Linked DNA regions of Homo sapiens: region 2 is linked to region 1. Evidence: chromatin loops called from intact Hi-C (ENCODE). Cell type or tissue: Caco-2. All regions are shown on one strand. Links, peaks and the distances in the headings refer to the core of each region. The heading gives the core; the rest is flanking DNA.

What was found. A loop is a pair of places that touch in the nucleus more often than their neighbours do. Peaks named below come from ENCODE experiments on the same cell type or tissue, not always from the same donor. Only the 100,000 strongest peaks of a DNase experiment are listed, where the experiment ranks them.
Region 2: a loop joins it to region 1, with 22 times the contacts of the local background. A loop is called at or near these places in 6 of 110 quality-filtered maps.

The regions. Positions count from the first base shown.
Region 1 is chrX:131,826,352-131,834,723 of GRCh38, reverse strand. It overlaps FIRRE (firre intergenic repeating RNA element), which reads left to right and starts at 4,081. Exons shown (of 10, transcript NR_152876.1): 1 at 4,081-4,432. RefSeq lists an enhancer at 8,162-8,372. In Caco-2, for the core only: a CTCF peak has its summit at 3,714; a DNase peak (open chromatin) is centred at 3,963; H3K4me3 peaks cover 2,463 bases.
Region 2 is chrX:131,748,478-131,756,849 of GRCh38, reverse strand. FIRRE (firre intergenic repeating RNA element) reads left to right here. Exons shown (of 10, transcript NR_152876.1): 6 at 141-239; 7 at 1,104-1,252; 8 at 7,392-7,544. Among named protein-coding and RNA genes, the nearest start is that of FIRRE, 78 kb to the left of the region's middle. RefSeq lists enhancers at 3,446-3,605, 3,996-4,175. In Caco-2, for the core only: no CTCF peak of the experiment used is centred there; a DNase peak (open chromatin) is centred at 3,489.

The DNA.
Region 1 (8,372 bases), core at 1,195-6,194:
ACGATCTTGGCTCAGTGAAGTCTCCACCTCCCTGGGCTCAGGTGATCTTCGCACCTCAGTTTCCCAAGTAGCTGGGACTACAGACACACTCCACCTTGCCAGGATAATTTTTGTATTTTTTTGTAGAGACAGGTTTCACCATGTTGCCCAGTCTGGGTGAATGACATTTTAAAAGTCTTTATTCTTGTTGGGATTGAACTATCATTTATTTTTGGCTTCATGATTTCTCAATATCTGAACAGTTTGCCAACAGCAACTATTGCTTTTTAAATTTTCTGGATAATAAGGCTCTTTCCAGGGTAGAATAAAAAGATTTCAAGTTCTCCAAGTACATATATGTATATGGGAACATGGAAATTGTATGAGATAATGATGATGTTTCTGTTCAAAACTACCTTCGGTATTCATTCAATTATGTTTAAAGATAGATAAACTACACATTAGTATACAGTCATGCCCTGTATAATGATCTTTAGGTCAATGACTGACTGCATATATGATGGTTATGTCATACATAATATTATAATATCGTATTTTTATTGTACCTTTTCTATGTTTAGATACACAAATACTTACCATTGTTACTATTGCCTACAGTATTCAGTATAACAACATGCTATACCACTTTGTAGCCTAGGAGCAATGGGCTATATTCTGCAACCTAGGAGTGTAGTAGGCTATACTATCTAGATTTGTGTAAGTACACTATGATGTTTGCACAATGATGAAATCAACTAACAATGCACTTCTCAGAATGTATCCCTGTCATTAAATTAGGCATGACTCCATATCCATCTATATGTGTACTTATGTTTAAAAAGTATATATATTTTTTGAGACGGAGTCTCACTCTGTCTCCAGGGCTAGCGTGCAGTGGTGTGATCTTGGCTCACTGCAACCTCTGCCTCCCAGGTTCAAACGATTCTCCTGCCTCAGCCTCCCTAAAAAGTGTATATTTTTAATTATGATTATTATAGTAACAATGCACTTAAATTTCACTCTCTTTGTCCGTATATTAATGTGTGTTTGTATATGTATGTATATGTGTACATGTGTATATGTATACACATAGAAACTTTGATATTTAGCTTCATATATAATAATAAGTTTACATTCATATGGGATTTATTCATATATCATGATTTGGATAATATTTTCACTTCTATTTCCTTGGCAATTTGTCATTACGAAAAATTTGCAAGACCTAATTTTTAGGAAATAAATAAATTTAAAGGGAAACATTAAGAAAAGATTATAGATGAATATAAAAATATGTCAATGCATTCACCTTGAACCTTTGATGGAGTACGTGTTTGGGTCACAGTCACAGTGCTAAAGAGATGAGGACACAGACTTTATTTATACAGTAATGCAATCTGTTGTTAATTTTTTTTAGTAATAAAATAAGATTAGGCCAGGTGCAGTGGCTCATGCCTATAATCCCAGCACTTTGGGAGGCTGAATTGGGAAGATCGCTTGAGCCTACAAGTTAGAGATCAGTCTGGGTAACATAAGGAGACCCCTTCTCTACAAAAAAATATAAAAAAGAAAAAAATAGCTGGGTGTGGTGGTGTGTGCCTGTGGTCCTAGCTACTCCAGAGGCTGAGGTGGGAGGATTGCTTGAGCCTGGAGGTCAAGGCTACAGTGAGCCATGATTGCATAGACTTGCCAGACCCAGTCTCTAAAAATATAATAATAAATAAATAAAATAAGATGAAATTTTAGATTTAATTGTAGGTTAAAATTTTGAGAAGGAAGGAATATCCTATATTTTCTGATGCACGCATGTTATACTTGTGATTCAATATTTGTTTTAGAGTATACACATGTTAGCATAATAAAGATTAGAAGCTCTTCAAATCATGATACCTGAGAGGAGACATCATAGGAATTAAATTTCCAGTTGTTAAATAAGTGTTTTATGAAGTGAACATGTCTTCAGAGACCATATTGTTATTGAATGTAGCAATCAAGAAGCTCTTGGTTAATGTTTCATTTACTAAAAATTCAGGTCTTGCAAATTTTTCATGATAATGACAAACTGCCCAGGAAACAGAAGTGAAAGTATACTCCAAACCATAACATACAAATAAACCTCATTTTAATGTAAACTTACTATTGTGTATGACACGAAATATAAATGTTTATGTGTATATATTGAAATGAGTGCATGAGTATATGAGTTTGCATGTGTATGTTGAAACTGTGAAAGGAAAATAAATCTCAGGGCCCCAAAATCACTAAGCCAAAGGGAAACGTCAAGCTGGGAACTGCGTCAGGCAAACCTGCCTCCCATTTTATTCCTAAATAAGATGGCTACAATGATTGAACAAAGCAAAAACAAAAAGCTACATATCTCCCTCACAATTTGCCCACTAGGAAATTCCTTGTGAGCCCCAAGATTTTTACCCTGAAACAGTTCTGTTGAATTTCACCCTGACAATGTAAATTTTGGCTTATCCTCACAGGTATGGAACAAAAGACAGAACTCAAAGTCTTCCCTCCGCTCACTTGAGACAAATGCATGTCTGATTGCTTCCTCTGCCCTGTGTTTATTTTATCCTATGTAAAAAATGCAGATTCACTGAGCTAGATGAATGTGTACGTGACTATTCCTCTACCCTCATCTCGCCTATGAAGGGCTGATCAAAGACTCAAAAGAATGCTACCCTTTGCCTCTTATCTACCCACATCTTTTCAAAATTTCTTCCCCTTTCCCCAGTATCTGCCCTTTCCCCTTTAAATATTGAAGCCCTCAAAATCATCTTTGAAGAAAGGCATGGACCTATCTCCCAGGCATGCGTGTACTTAAACTTGCAAAATAAATTTCTGAAACTATTGAGACCTGTCTCAGACACTTTTTAGTTCACAAAACATAATCCAGATGTTTATCAGTATTACTAATAGGTACTGTTTATGACAGTGCTTTACTCTTGGTCAGCACATGGTTCTTTTCTGAATCCTTTGCAAATCCTTTGCAAGCACCATGTCTTAATTACGTAAGATAAAATACCATAAGATTGACCCCTAAGTGATAAGCATATACACACTAAAGTCACAGGAAACCATTGACAGTCATATAAGAACATAGGAACATGCCTGTGTTCCGATTTTAAATTATTTTGACTATGAGACTGTATCAGTCTCCTCTGACTGGAATTTATACATATTTGAGTTTGTGTACCCTTCCAAATGGGCACTGTATAGCACGCAGTCTTGAGAACCATCTAGACACTTAGCTTAGGGTTCCAGACAACTGCTTCTCCCTCAACACACAGGCCTAGTGCCTAGGCCAGAAATTGAGTAGGACTCCCGGGAAACCTGGGAAGTGAGTCAGGCAAGAACAACATGGATTTGCTCTTCTCCAAGCCCTTAGATGCAACCATTTGCTTTTCCCTCTAGGCCTGGATCCCTGAGGTTTGACCCCTGATACACCAAGACAATTTAGTACCATGAGAAAAAGTTAGGTGAAGAAAAAGCAGAACTGTGAAGACTAGGTAAGTGGAAATTGAGTTCTTGAACTGAAAAGACCCCTGATGAGAGTGTAGGTTTAGGCGCCAGTTTGATTTCAGATGAAAAACCAAAAGCAAAATCACAATAGTATGAGCGAGTTTCTCAAGTCAGCCATATTTCCTGGTGCCTTAATCTGTTGGTCACATTTTTTTTTCATACCAGACGGGCGGGAGAAGAGGGCTTGGGGGCAGTATTGGATAGAATTCCAGGAGCAACACTGCCATCGTGAGGAAATTTCTGGAAAAAGCCCCATCCCTTAGAGGGCTTATATTGGAAAGTTCCATTCTGTTAGAGGCTGAGCAGGCTCGGACCATGAGCTGGATCTTAGTTCCACCTCCTGAGGCCTACCTGAAGCTCTGGACAGAGTGAGGTCCAGGTGTAGGAACTGGCCCGTGGGGAGGGAAGACTAAGTCGGCCTCTGGCAGGAAGTCCAGGCCCAGGAAGTTGTAGGGTGGGGTCTTGGTATTCTCCCAGTATGGGCGGGACTGGAGGAAGCCACCAACCAACGAAGTACTGGGCCTGTGGGTATTCGTCTCTCTCCCCGCCCCTGAGAGTCTGGGAAAGGCTGACACGTGGTGCCTTCAGGCTCTGGGGCCTAGGACCTTTGTGGTAGCAGAGTCACTGCAGAGAACCAGACAATACCAGGTTGCTTATAAAAGGATGCCATGTGCTTGCTGGAGGTCCCAGGTGCAACCAAATTGCTTGCAGCTAGGAGGACCTTGAAGAGAAATGGGATCAGCCCGCCAAACCAAGAAGGGTTAGCACTTTTGCTAGGAGAGCTGACCACGCACAAACAGATGAGAACCAAAACCGAGTGAAGAGGATTGAAGATGAACCCACATTTTAAAAGTTCTTGTCTGCTGGAGGTGGCATTACCTGTGACCTCGCTTCACTTCTCCATACATGGCTGTTATAGCAGGTACATTGTAAAGAAGCATGATTATTTCTAGAAATGCAAAAACATGTGGCAAGATTTTAAAACCTGTCATTATTCTAAAGAATACTTAATGAGATTTGAAGAGCATTCAAGTTACAAATGAGGAAAACTTGTTTTAGCATTCAAAGTACAAGAGAATTTGAACATTTTTTAAGTGTATATTATTTGTGCAAAGTGAAGATATAAGAATGTATGGCAAGGATATTTTTAAGTGGCTATTTCTTGTTGTGATTGAAGTACCGTTTACTTTCTACTTATAATTTCTTAAAATCTAAACGGTGCCAACAGTGGGTGTAACTTTTGTAATTTCTTGAAATAGAAAGGTCTTCTAGAGTAAGATACAAAAAAAATCCAAGCACTCAAATATACATTGTCATTCATGTATGCAAATGGTATAAGGTGGTGTTGAAGAATTTGTGCAAAACTGTATCCAGTTTGCATTCAATTGTCTTTAAAGAAAAGGATAGTCCATGCTCCCAGAGGCTGAATAAAAATAAATAAATAAAGAGAAGTAAATATATATATAATAGGTGCAATCATTTTCTTTTCCCTCTAGGCCTGTAACCAGGTAACTTGGACCTATCTATCTAATGCTTATACATATATATGCATTATGCATATCATGCATAATCATGGTCAGTGTTAGAGTGAGTATGCGTTTCAACTTTATAGATTTTACATAAAATTTTAAGATAAAATTTTGGTATAAGTTTTGAAAAATATAAACAAAAGAAACCCTAATGTTCTGAGGCATAAGCACATAGTGCCTGTTCCAATGTTAGCATGTATATATATATATATATATAGTCAGCATACTAATGATTAGGTAAGGCAGGTATCAAAATTAAGATACTTGAGTGGTGGCATTATAGGTATTATGTCCTGTGTATAAATTTTTTAAAAATTGAGAACCTAACATTCTTTAATGAATTAGTCAATCAAGAAGCTCATTGCAAATATTTTATTATCTAAAATCCAGGTCTTGCAAATATTTCATGACAATTTCAGTTACCCAGGAATGAGCAGTGAAAAGTTTGCATCTAAAACATGATGCATATATAAATTTAATTTAAATATGCTTATTGTAGTGTATTACCGTAAATATAGACCTCTGTGCATGTTGAAATAATGGGAGTAAATATGCAAAAGGCTATTAGTGTTTAATACAAGATTTTATGACAGTGCTTTTGTTCTTGATCAGCACATGGTTATTTTCTAAATTCTTTACAAGCACCATGTCTTAATTACTTATGAGGAAACACCATAAGACTGATTCCTAAGCTTAAGCAGTGGCACACACATATATAATAAAGCCATAGGAAGCCATTAAAAGTCAAATAATGATGTGCATGGGAACTTGCTTGTGTTTTAATGTTGAATGATGGAACCATAAGACAAAATCATGTTCCTTTCTACTGGAATTTTGTAAGTTTGGAGTGTGTGTGTCACCCCAAGAGGGATATTGTATGGAATTCAGCCTTGAGATCTATCTGGACCCTCCTATTAGGGTTCTGACATGGCTGCCCCCAACTCAATACACAAGACCTAGTGCCCAGGTCAGAAAATGGAGGACTCCCAGGGAACCTGGCAGTGAAACAAGTCACATGGCCTGGTGCCTAGATTTGTTCTTCTCTAGGCTGTTATTTCCATTATTTTCTTCACTTTCTTAGCCCTAGGTCCCTAAGAATTTCCCACTGAAGCAGATAACTTGGGAAATTGTTGGGGATCAAGGTTGAATGAAGAAGAGCAGACCTACAAAGCTATGGTAGAGTGGAAATGGGCATTTTTTTGTTTTTTTAAATTTTATTATTATTATACTTTAAGTTTTAGGGTACATGTGCACAATGAGCAGGTTAGTTACATATGTATACATGTGCCATGCTGGTGTGCTGCACCCATTAACTCGTCATTTAGCATTAGGTATATCTCCTAATGCTATCGGAAATGGGATTCTTTAAACAAAGTATGGCTGATGAAACTGGGTGGTATAGGCTTCAGTCTGAGTTCAGAGGGAAACCAGGAGCAAAAGTAAATTCGAAAGAGCAGATTTTCCCCAAACAGGGCCAATAGCAAGGCAGCTTTGTTTCCTGTCTCCTTTGTCTTGGTAGCTTTTTTCAGATTGAATGGGTGAGAGGAGAAGGGCTCTGGGGGTGGGGTGCCCAGGCAAGGCTAATCAGCTTTTCCAGAGCAATACTGCCATCAAGAGGATGTAGTTTGACAAAACACAAACCCAAAGTTGTTAGAGCCCCCCCAAGTTTTAGCAACTGAGAAATGTTGGGCCTTTTGTGAGGTTGAGTGGACCCTAGCCCTAAGTAGGTCCCCTTCACTTTAAATCTGAAGCCTTCCAGGAGCTCTGGACAAAGGCAGGATCCTGGGGGAGAAGCTGATAAGTGGGGGGTCAGGGGGAGGACTGAAGGGACAGCTACTAGGCAGGTGGAGTATAGGAAGTATTGGGGCTTAGATATCTACCCAGTGAGGGTGGGGCTAAAACAAATGGCTCAGATCCTATTTGGGGGGACTTCTGGCCACATATCCTCTGGCCATGCCCTTTGAACAATGAGGTAGGGGGTTGGCACAAGGTGTAAGCAATGTTAGGGTGCAGATGAAACATCTCATTCCAGATGATATCTAACAGCAGCCAGCGTGCTTTCTGGGGGTCTCAAGGATACCTAAAAGTCTGGTGCCCCCATTGCCTAGAGCAAGGAAGACCTGAGGAGAAGGCAGTGTGTGTCACTTGGCCAAGCCAATAAATCCTTGAACATCAATAGGAGTGCAGATATACACAACCAGAAGACCTGGAAGTATTTTCTGAAGCCAGGAGGTAACAGCTACCATGGCTTTGCAGCACTTTTTCTAGGGCCCAGTGTGAAGGCCTACCTATTTAGAGAAACCTACTCTTAGCTCTATTAAAGGAACAGAAATGAGTTCTTTAGCTATTGGCCTTCCCCTAAGGAAGATGAGGCCATTGAGACTTGGGACCTAACTGTTCATTCAGATTAGCAAGTATTGTTCTCTGTGCCTGCTTCTTAGCCTTTTTCTAATGAAGATTCCTTGTAAGCCCTCTAAAAGCTGAGCACATCAGGACCCTCAGGACACTTGCCCATAGCATAGCAAGAAAAGGCAAAAATTTTGTAAGATTGACTGCATGTGAGAGTTTTCTCGTGTATCAGTGATGGATTCAGTGGCTGACCACTTACAGAAGAGAAAGGAATGTTATTCTCATGCACTGCTGTAACATATGGTCACCACCTGAATTCTACTTGCCCAGGGTGGAGCTATAACATCTACTAGGAAGTTTTTAGCAACTACTACAAAGACCATAGGGTCCCTGGGGAAATTGACTTTCCTGCTATTCATGCCTTGGTCTAGCTGTCCTTGAGGATGTTATAGGTTGACATGAGCCAAGAAGGGTTTGAAAACATTTGAGAAAGCATGTCTCAATGGTCTCAAATACCTTATGAAAGTGTAAGGTGACCTCTGACCTTTTCAGCCTACTTCAGCTAAGCAGGTGACTGAGAGAAACCCTGCATCAGATGGGTTAGGCTGCCTGCTGTTGAGTCACAGTTTGACTTGACCATATGCTAGACTAGGAAAGCCAGATGTGTGGAGACAGTGCACCATAACTTAACTTAGAATTGTGAGTGACAGAGAGGTAGCCCCAGCCCTAGAATTCCTCAGGGTCAGGAATTTTGTATTCCCACACATTTTGGTTTACATTAAGAGACTATCTGGTCAGAGAGTGGATAGAGGCCTAAAGCAGCAGCAACTTGCTGAGTCCCAGGAATTCAAACGTGACACCGTGACCAGGAATGGGAGATTATAACTATTGCCAACTCTCAATACCACTCAATCATTGACAGTCAGCTCAGATCAAAAGCTGTTTCAAAATGTAGTTAAAAAGAAAACCACTCAGCAGGAAAGA
Region 2 (8,372 bases), core at 1,384-6,383, 78 kb after region 1:
AAGAATTAGGAATAAGAATTCTAGAAGAATTAAAAATTCTAATTTTCAGAGGTATAAGTATGTATTATACATCTGTTTATATTGTATATAAATATGTATTTATATGTTTATGTATGTTTAAATATATATATATTTTTTAGCCAGGTGCGGTGACTCATGCCTGTAATCCCTGCACTTTGGGAGGCTGCGGCGGGCGGATCACCTGAGGTCAGGAGTTCGAGACCAGCCTGGGAGACAGAGTGAGACTCCATCTAAAAAAAATTAATATATGTATATATATTTATATATGTATCTGTATTTTTTAGATTTAAAAGTGAAAATTGAGAACTTATGTTTTGATGAATAGTCCAATCAAGAAGTTCTTTGCAAATATTTTATTGTCCAAAATTCAGATATTACAAATGTTTTATGAGAATATCAAAAACTCCTCAACAATCAGATGTGAAACTTTTAATTCTTCAACCTTAAGTATAGCTAAATTCAGCTAAAATGTAAATTTATTGTGTGTTTGACTGTATACATAGAACTTTTTATCTGTGTATTGAAAAAAAGGGAGTGAATATGGAAATGGTTATCAGTGTTTAATATATAGTTTTATGACATTGCTTTTCTCTTCATCAGCATATGGTTACTGTTTTACTTTGCAAGTTCTATGTCTTGTCACTAATGAGAAAATATAGGACTTATTCCTAATGAAAAAGAGTAAGACACATGTACAACAAAGTTATAGGACAGTCTTAAGTCATAGCCATTTAATGACACTGGAAAAAATTTCTGTTCCAATGTTAAATAATGAAACCATGAGACAAAATTCTGTGATCCATCTGATTAGAATTTATAGTCATTCCTGTATTTGTGTCCATTCAAGTAGGGCTGTGTGTGTTTTCTCAGGCTGGAGAGCTGTCCGAACCCTTATGTTAGAGCCCCACTAAATATCAGCCTCCCTCTCAACATATAAGGCCTAATGACTAGGTCAGATCGTGCAGTAAAACTCCTAGGGAACCTGGGTAGGGAGTCAGGACAAGAACCACATAGCCTGGTGCCTAGATTTGCTCTTCTGAAAGACCTTAGGGGTAAAACTTTTTTTTTTCTTCTCTCCTTAGGCATGGAAACCTAAGGTCTGTACCCAAAACTACAGGACTATTTGACATCATAATAAAACACTGCAGATATGATGCTGAGTAAGAGTAGAAATGGGAAGACTTGGTTGTGCAGTAACTGAGTTCTTGAAAAGAGGAGATGCTTGATGAGGGTGAGTGGATTACATCACTGTTTAATATCCAATGGAAACCAAAAGCAAATGGCTAAGAGTGGAATATGTTTACACGAATTGAGCAAAATATTGGGTAGCCATAGTTTCTGGTGTCTTTGTTTCTTCATGGCCTTCTTTTTGAAACGTGTAGTCATGTATGTGTACACATTCATACAAAAAGCTGATAGTGTCTACTTTACTAAAGTAATATTCTTGAGGTCAAATTTTAAGATTTATCTTTATTTGCCAGGTGCAGTGGCTCATGCCTGCAATCCCAGTGCTTTGGGAGGCCAAGGTGGGCCGATCACGAGGTCAGGAGATTGAGACCAGCCTGGCCAACATAGTGAAACCCCGTCTCTACTGAAAATACAAAAATTAGCAGGGTGTGGTGGCACACACCTGTAATCCCAGCTACTCGGGAGGCTGAGGCAGGAGAATCACTTGAAACCAGAAGGCAGAGGTTGCAGTGAGCCGAGATCGTGCCTCTGCACTCCAGCCTGGGCGAAAGAGCAAAACTCTGTCTCAAAAAAAAAAAAAAAGATTTACCTTTATTTACAGTGAAGGCATGAAATGTTGAAAAATAAGACTTAGTACTGTGGACATTCAAATGAATTCACGCTCCTCAAAGGTTTCTTAAAATACACACTTGGTCTGATCCAAATCACAGTGTACACAGTAATCCACTTTTAATACAGATTTATTTTTTGCTGAAATTAACAATGTACTTATTGAAAGATATGCATGGAAATAATCCAAATGAGTTGCCTTGACAAGTTGTATTGTAGCGGTTTTCTTCATTATTAATACATGGACTATTCTTAATATTTGTCAAGCATTATTCTTTAATTTACTATTTGGAGAATACTGTAATCCTTACACCTAAAAGACAAATTATAAAACTCTCAGAGAAACATATAATTATAAACACACACAGTCCATAAAGTCTCAGGAAATACTTGAAGAATATTTAATGGCATGGGCACATGTTGTGTTTTGATGTTAAACGATGAGACCATTAGACGAAACTCGGAGTAACCGTGACAGGAATTAAACATATGTACTTTGAATATCATGCCATGTGGAGTATATATGGCATGCAGTAATGAGCATCACCTGGTTTCTCCTCTAGTGGCTCATGCCAAATTGTTGCCTACAATGCACCACAGAAGGCTCAGAAGGCTCTCAGAATAGGGAGAACTCCCTGGATGTCTCACAGGGGAGCCAGGTCAAAGACCTCTGGGATTTTTTGTTTTGTTTTGTTTTGTTTTTTTGAGACGGAGTCTCGCTGTGTCCCCAGGCTGGAGTACAGTGGTGCGATCTCGGCTCACTGCAACCTCCACCTCCCGGTTTCAAGCGATTCTACTGCCTCAGCCTCCCGAGTAGCTGGGACTACAGCCCACCACCACGCCCGGCTAATTTTTGTATTTTTAGTAGAGATGGGGTTTCACCATGTTGGCCAGGATAGTCTCGATCTCTTGAACTCGTGATCCGCCCGCCTTGGCCTCTCAAAGTGCTAGGATTACAGTCGTGAGCCACCACGCCCGGCCGACCTCTGGGATTTTTAAATTGTTTGCCGGAGAAGATCTTTTCTGCTTTCAGCCCTTTTCTCCTTTTTGTGTTTTCACCCACCGAATTTATCCGCTGAAAGAGACGGTTTGATGCCACGGAAATTACTGGACCTGTAACTCTGAAGCAAATCAAACTAACACAGACTAGTTCAGGAGAATATGTAATTTTTGATAGAACAAGGGCAGGTGGTTTAGGCCTTGGTTTGATTTGTTTTCTTTTCTTTCTTTCTTCTTTTTTTTTTTTTATTTGAGACGGAGTTTCTCTCTTGTTGCCCAGGCTGGAGTGCAGTGGCGCGATCCCTCAACCTCTGCCTCCTGGGTTCAAGCGATTCTCCTATCTCAGCCTCCCGAGTAGCAGGGATTACAGGCATGCGTCACCACACCCGGCTAATTTTGTATTTTTAATACAGACGGGGTTTCTCCATGTTGGTCAGGCTGGTCTCGAATTCCCGACCTCAGGTGATCTGCCCTCCTTGGCCTCCCAAAGTGCTGGGATTACAGGCGTGAGCCACCGCGCCCGGCCTTTAGTTTGATTTCAAGTTGAAAATAAAAAGAAAAAGTGCAGCAGTAAGACCGGCAAGCTCCAAACTGCAAGATATAAAGCATCCAGGTTTGGAACGCTTGTCTATGGGTGGCTTTTTTTTGAGGCAGGAAGGGCGGGAGAAGAGGACTTTGAACCGGGGCTTCTTCCTGTATGTGGAGCAATACTGCCATCGCGCGGATATCGTTTAAAAAAAAACCCTTCCACCATTACAGTGTTCTTCCCCGTGAGGACTACCTGTTGGCCAAGGTCTGGTCTGTGGGGAGGTGGAAGAGGCTTGGGCTCCATGCTAGGTAGGAGTCCTTGTCTTCTCCTCTAAGGCCTTAAAAGAGACCTGGATATGGGCGGTATCTTGGTATAGAACATGGAGATTGAACGTTCTGAAAGCAAATCCTATAAACTTCCCCTGGAATAACCCTGTTCTATGTGCGCGGTACTGATGCTACCAGAGACCCAAAGACCCATAGCCAGCACGAGAACGTTGGCTGACTCTTGCTCCAAGGGACAGGAATAAGAGATAGATGCCCGCAAGAGCCTCCATGTGTGTTTGAGTGGGTTCCTGCAGTCCTGCCCACACCAGGAGGAACTGGGGCCCGGCCCCACGATTTCCTGTGCCGGGACCTCCTGGCAGCTGCTGGTTGACTTCGAGCCCATCGCACTCCAGGTTCTACACCAAGATACCGCCAATGTTAAGGCCTCTCTTCAGGCCTTAGAGGAGAAAGCAAGAAGACCTAGCCTGGAGCCCAAGCGTCTGCCACCTCCCACTGTTCAGACTTTTCCCCACAGCGAATCTTTCCAGGAAGGACGCTGTAATGGCGTATTGTGTCTTTAAACGATTTCCTCACGGTGGCAGTCGTGCTTCACATTTTCAAGGAATCCCTATCTTGGCGCCCTTTTCTCCCACCCTTCCCGTCTGAAAAAACGCCACTCAGAGACAAAGGCGCCACCCAATATGGCTGCCTGGAGATTTGTCCAGTTTGGTGCAACCTGGTCTTACTGTTGAATTTTCGCTTTTTTTTTTTCCATCTCTAAACAAAATGAGGCCTAAACCACCCATGCTCATCAAGAATCTTGTTCTTTCAGAAATTAAATATACTGCTCACTGAGTCTATCTGGGTATGATTTACCTCACACAGTTACAGGTCCAGCAAGTTGAATGTAATGAAAATGATTTGCCACTAGATAGTGGTAATGCTTGCACTGCATTGTGAATATACTAAATGCCACTAAATTTCACACATTTTAATGGTTAATTTTATGTTTTATGAATTATACAAACTCAGTTTTTAAAAGTGCCAGTACTTTTAAACCTATCATTATTTCCATGAATAATTAATTATATTTGAAAAGTACTCAAGTTTTCAGTGAAGAAAACTTGTTTTAACAGATATACTACAAGGCAGCCAGGCTTGGTGCCTCATGCCTCTAATACTAGCACTTTGGGAGGCAGAGTTGGGTGGATCGCTTGAGGCCAGGAGTTCGAGATCGGTCTGGTCAACATAGCGAAACCCCATATCTAAAATTTAAAAAAAGAAAGAAAGAAAGAAAAAGAACCAGTTGCACTACAGGGGAATTTGAACATTAGTTTATAAAGTCCATATTATATGTGCATAGGGAAAATTGATTATTTCTTTTCACTGTGGTTGACCTATCATATGTTTTCGGCTTTATAATTTCTTAAAGTTCTAGAGTAAAATATGAAAAAAATTCAAACACTCAAAAGTAAATACTGATGTAGATACATTCAAAGAGTATAAGGTGATGCTGAAGATTTTGTAGAAAATTTCAAACAATATGAATCCAATTATATTTAGAGTAAACTGTGTTGTGTCTGTATTTATATCTGTAGGTATATTACAAAATTTTAAATGCCATATATATATATATATATATATATATATATATATATATATATATTTTTTTTTTTTTTTAGACAGCGTCTCACTCTGTTGCCCAGGCTGGAGTGCAATGGCATGATCATGGTTCACCGCAGTATCAACCTCCCTGGGCTCCTGTGGTCCTCCTACCTCCACTACCTAAGTAGCTGGGGTTTCCATTGCAAGCCACCATGCCTGGCTATTTTTTGGATTTTTTGTAGACACGGGGTCTCACTACATTGCCAGGACTAGTCTTGAACTCCTGGGCTCAAGCTATCCACCTCCTTGGCCTCCCAAAGTGCTGGGATTACAGTTGTGAGCCACTGTGTCTGGCCAATGCTATATATTTTTAATCCTGATAGGTGTTATAGTGAGTATATGTTTGAAGATGGTATTTTTGGCCAACAAATCGTGTCTTTAATTCATCATTATATAAACAGAGACACTAATGAAGCATTCTAGTGGCATGTGAGTTGTGTGAATGCATCCATCTTACAGTTTTCTTAGGTCACACATCAAGGTGACTGAATGTGAGAGATGCCTATTTCAACTATCATTTATTGAGTTTTGTTATCTTTCCTTTGAGATTTCAAAGATCAATTTTTAAGGAAAGAATTAGGAATAAAAATTCAAGGAGAATTAAAAATTTCAGTTTTCAGCGGTATAAGTGTGTATAATACATATGTTCATATTGCATATAAATATGTATTTATATGTTTATATGTGTATAAATATATATATTATACTTAAAAGTACAAATTGAGTACTTATTTTTTGTTTGTTTGTTTTGAGATGGAGTCTCACTCTGTCGCAGAGGCTAGAGTACAGAGGCACAATCTCTGCTCACTACAACCTCCGCCTCCCGTGTTCAAGTGATTCTACTGCCTCAGCCTCCTGAGTAGCTGGGATTACAGGTGCCTGCCACCAAGCCCAGCTAATTTTTGTATTTTTAGTAGAGTCAGGTTTCACCATATTGGCCAGGCTGGTCTCGAACTCTTGACCTTGTGATCCACCCGCCTCGGCCTCCCAAAGTGCTAGGATTATTGGCGTGAGCCACCGCGACCGGCCGAGTACTTATGTTTTCATGAATAGTCCAATCAAGAAGTTCTCTGCAAATATTTTATTGTCTTAAATTTAGATATTGCAAATTTTTTATGAGAATATGAAAAACTCAGGAATCATATGTGAAACTTTCTTCAACCTTATGTATAGCTAAATTCAACTAAAATGTAAATTTATTGTCGTGTTTAACTGTATAGATAGAACTTTTTCTCTGTGTTGAAAAAATGGGAGTAAATATGGAACTGTTCGTTTGTTTGGTTTTGAAACAGAGTCTCGCTCTGTCGCCCAGGCTGGAATGCAATGGCGTGATCTCGGCTCACTACAGCCTCCGCCTGCTGGGTTCAAGCAATTCTGCCTCAGCCTTCTGAGTAGCTGGGACTACAGGCATGCGCCACCATGCCCGGCTAATTTTTTGTATTTTTAGTAGAGATGGGGTTTCACCATGCTGGCCAGGCTGGTCTCAAACTCCTGACCTCGTGTTCTGCCCGTCTCGGCCTCCCAAACTGCTGGGATTACAGGTGTGAGCCACCACGTCCGGCCCATAATATGGAACTGTTTATCAGTGTTTAATACACAATTTTATGGCATCGATTTTCTCCTGATCAGCACATGGTTATTTTTATCTTCTTTGCAAGTTCCATGGCTTTGTTAATAATGAGAAAATACAGGACTGATTCCTAACTGAAAAACAATAAGACACATACAAAACAAAGTCACAGGACACAGTCGTAAGTCACAGCCTTTTAAAGACACTGGAAAATATTTCTGTTCCAATGTTAAATAATGAAACCATGAGACAAAATCCTGTTATCTATCTGATTAGCATTTATAGTCATTTGTGTATTTGTGTCCATTCAAATAGGGCTGTGTGGGTCTTGTCAGGCTGGAGAGCTATCCGTACCCTTATGTTAGAGCTCCACTACATATCGGCCTCCCCCTCAACATGTAAGGCCTACTGCCTAGGTCAGATATGGAGTAGAACTGCTAGGGAACCTGGGTAGGCAGTCAGGACAAGAACCACATGGCCTGGTGCCTAGATTTGCTCTTCTCCAAGACCTTAAGGGTAAGCTTTTTTTCTCTTCTCTCCTTAGGCATGGATCACTAAGGTCTGTTCCCAATACAAGAAGACTCTTTGACATCATAATAAAATACTGCAGATACGATGCTGAGTGAAAAAGAGTAGAAATGGGAAGACTTGGTTGTGCAGAAACTGAGTTCTTAAAGAGAGGAGATACTTTATGAGGGTGAGTGGATAACCTCTCAGTTTAATATCCAATGGAAACCAAAAGCAAATGGCTAAGAGTGGAATATGTTTACACAAATTGAGCGAAATGTTAGGTAGTCATAGTTTCTGGTGTCTTTGTCTCTTCATGGCCTTTTTATTGAAACATGTAGGGATGTATCTGTAAACATTCAGACAAAAAGCTGATAGTGTCTACTTTTCTTTCTTTCTTTCTTTCTTTTTTTTTTTTTTTGAGGCAGTGTCTCGCTCTGTCGCCCAGGCTGGAGTGCAGTGGTACAATCTCGGCTCACTGCAAGCTCCCTCCCGGGTTCACGCCATTCTCCTGCCTCAGCCTCCCAAGTAGCTGGGACTACAGGCGCCCGCCACCATGCCCCACTAATTTTTTTTTTTTTTTGTATTTTTAGTAGAGACAGGGTTTCACCGTGTTAGCCAGAATGGTCTTGATCTCCTGACCTTGTGATCTACCCGCCTCGGCCTCCCAAAGTGCTGGGATTACAGGCGTGAGCCACTACGCCCGGCGATAGTGTCTACTTTTCTAAGGCAATATTCCTGAGGCCCTATTTTAAGATTTACCTTTATTTATATTGAAGGCGTGACATGTTGACATATAAACTTAGTACGGTTGACATTCAAATGAATTCACACATCTGAAAGATTCGGTAAAATACACACTTGGTCTTATCCACACCACAGTGTGCACAGTAATCCACTTTTAACACATTTATTTTTTGCATGAAATTAACAGTGTATGTACATATTGAAAGATATGCATGGAAATAATCCAAAAGTTCATGAGTTGCCTTGACAAGTTGTATGGTAGCAGTTTTCT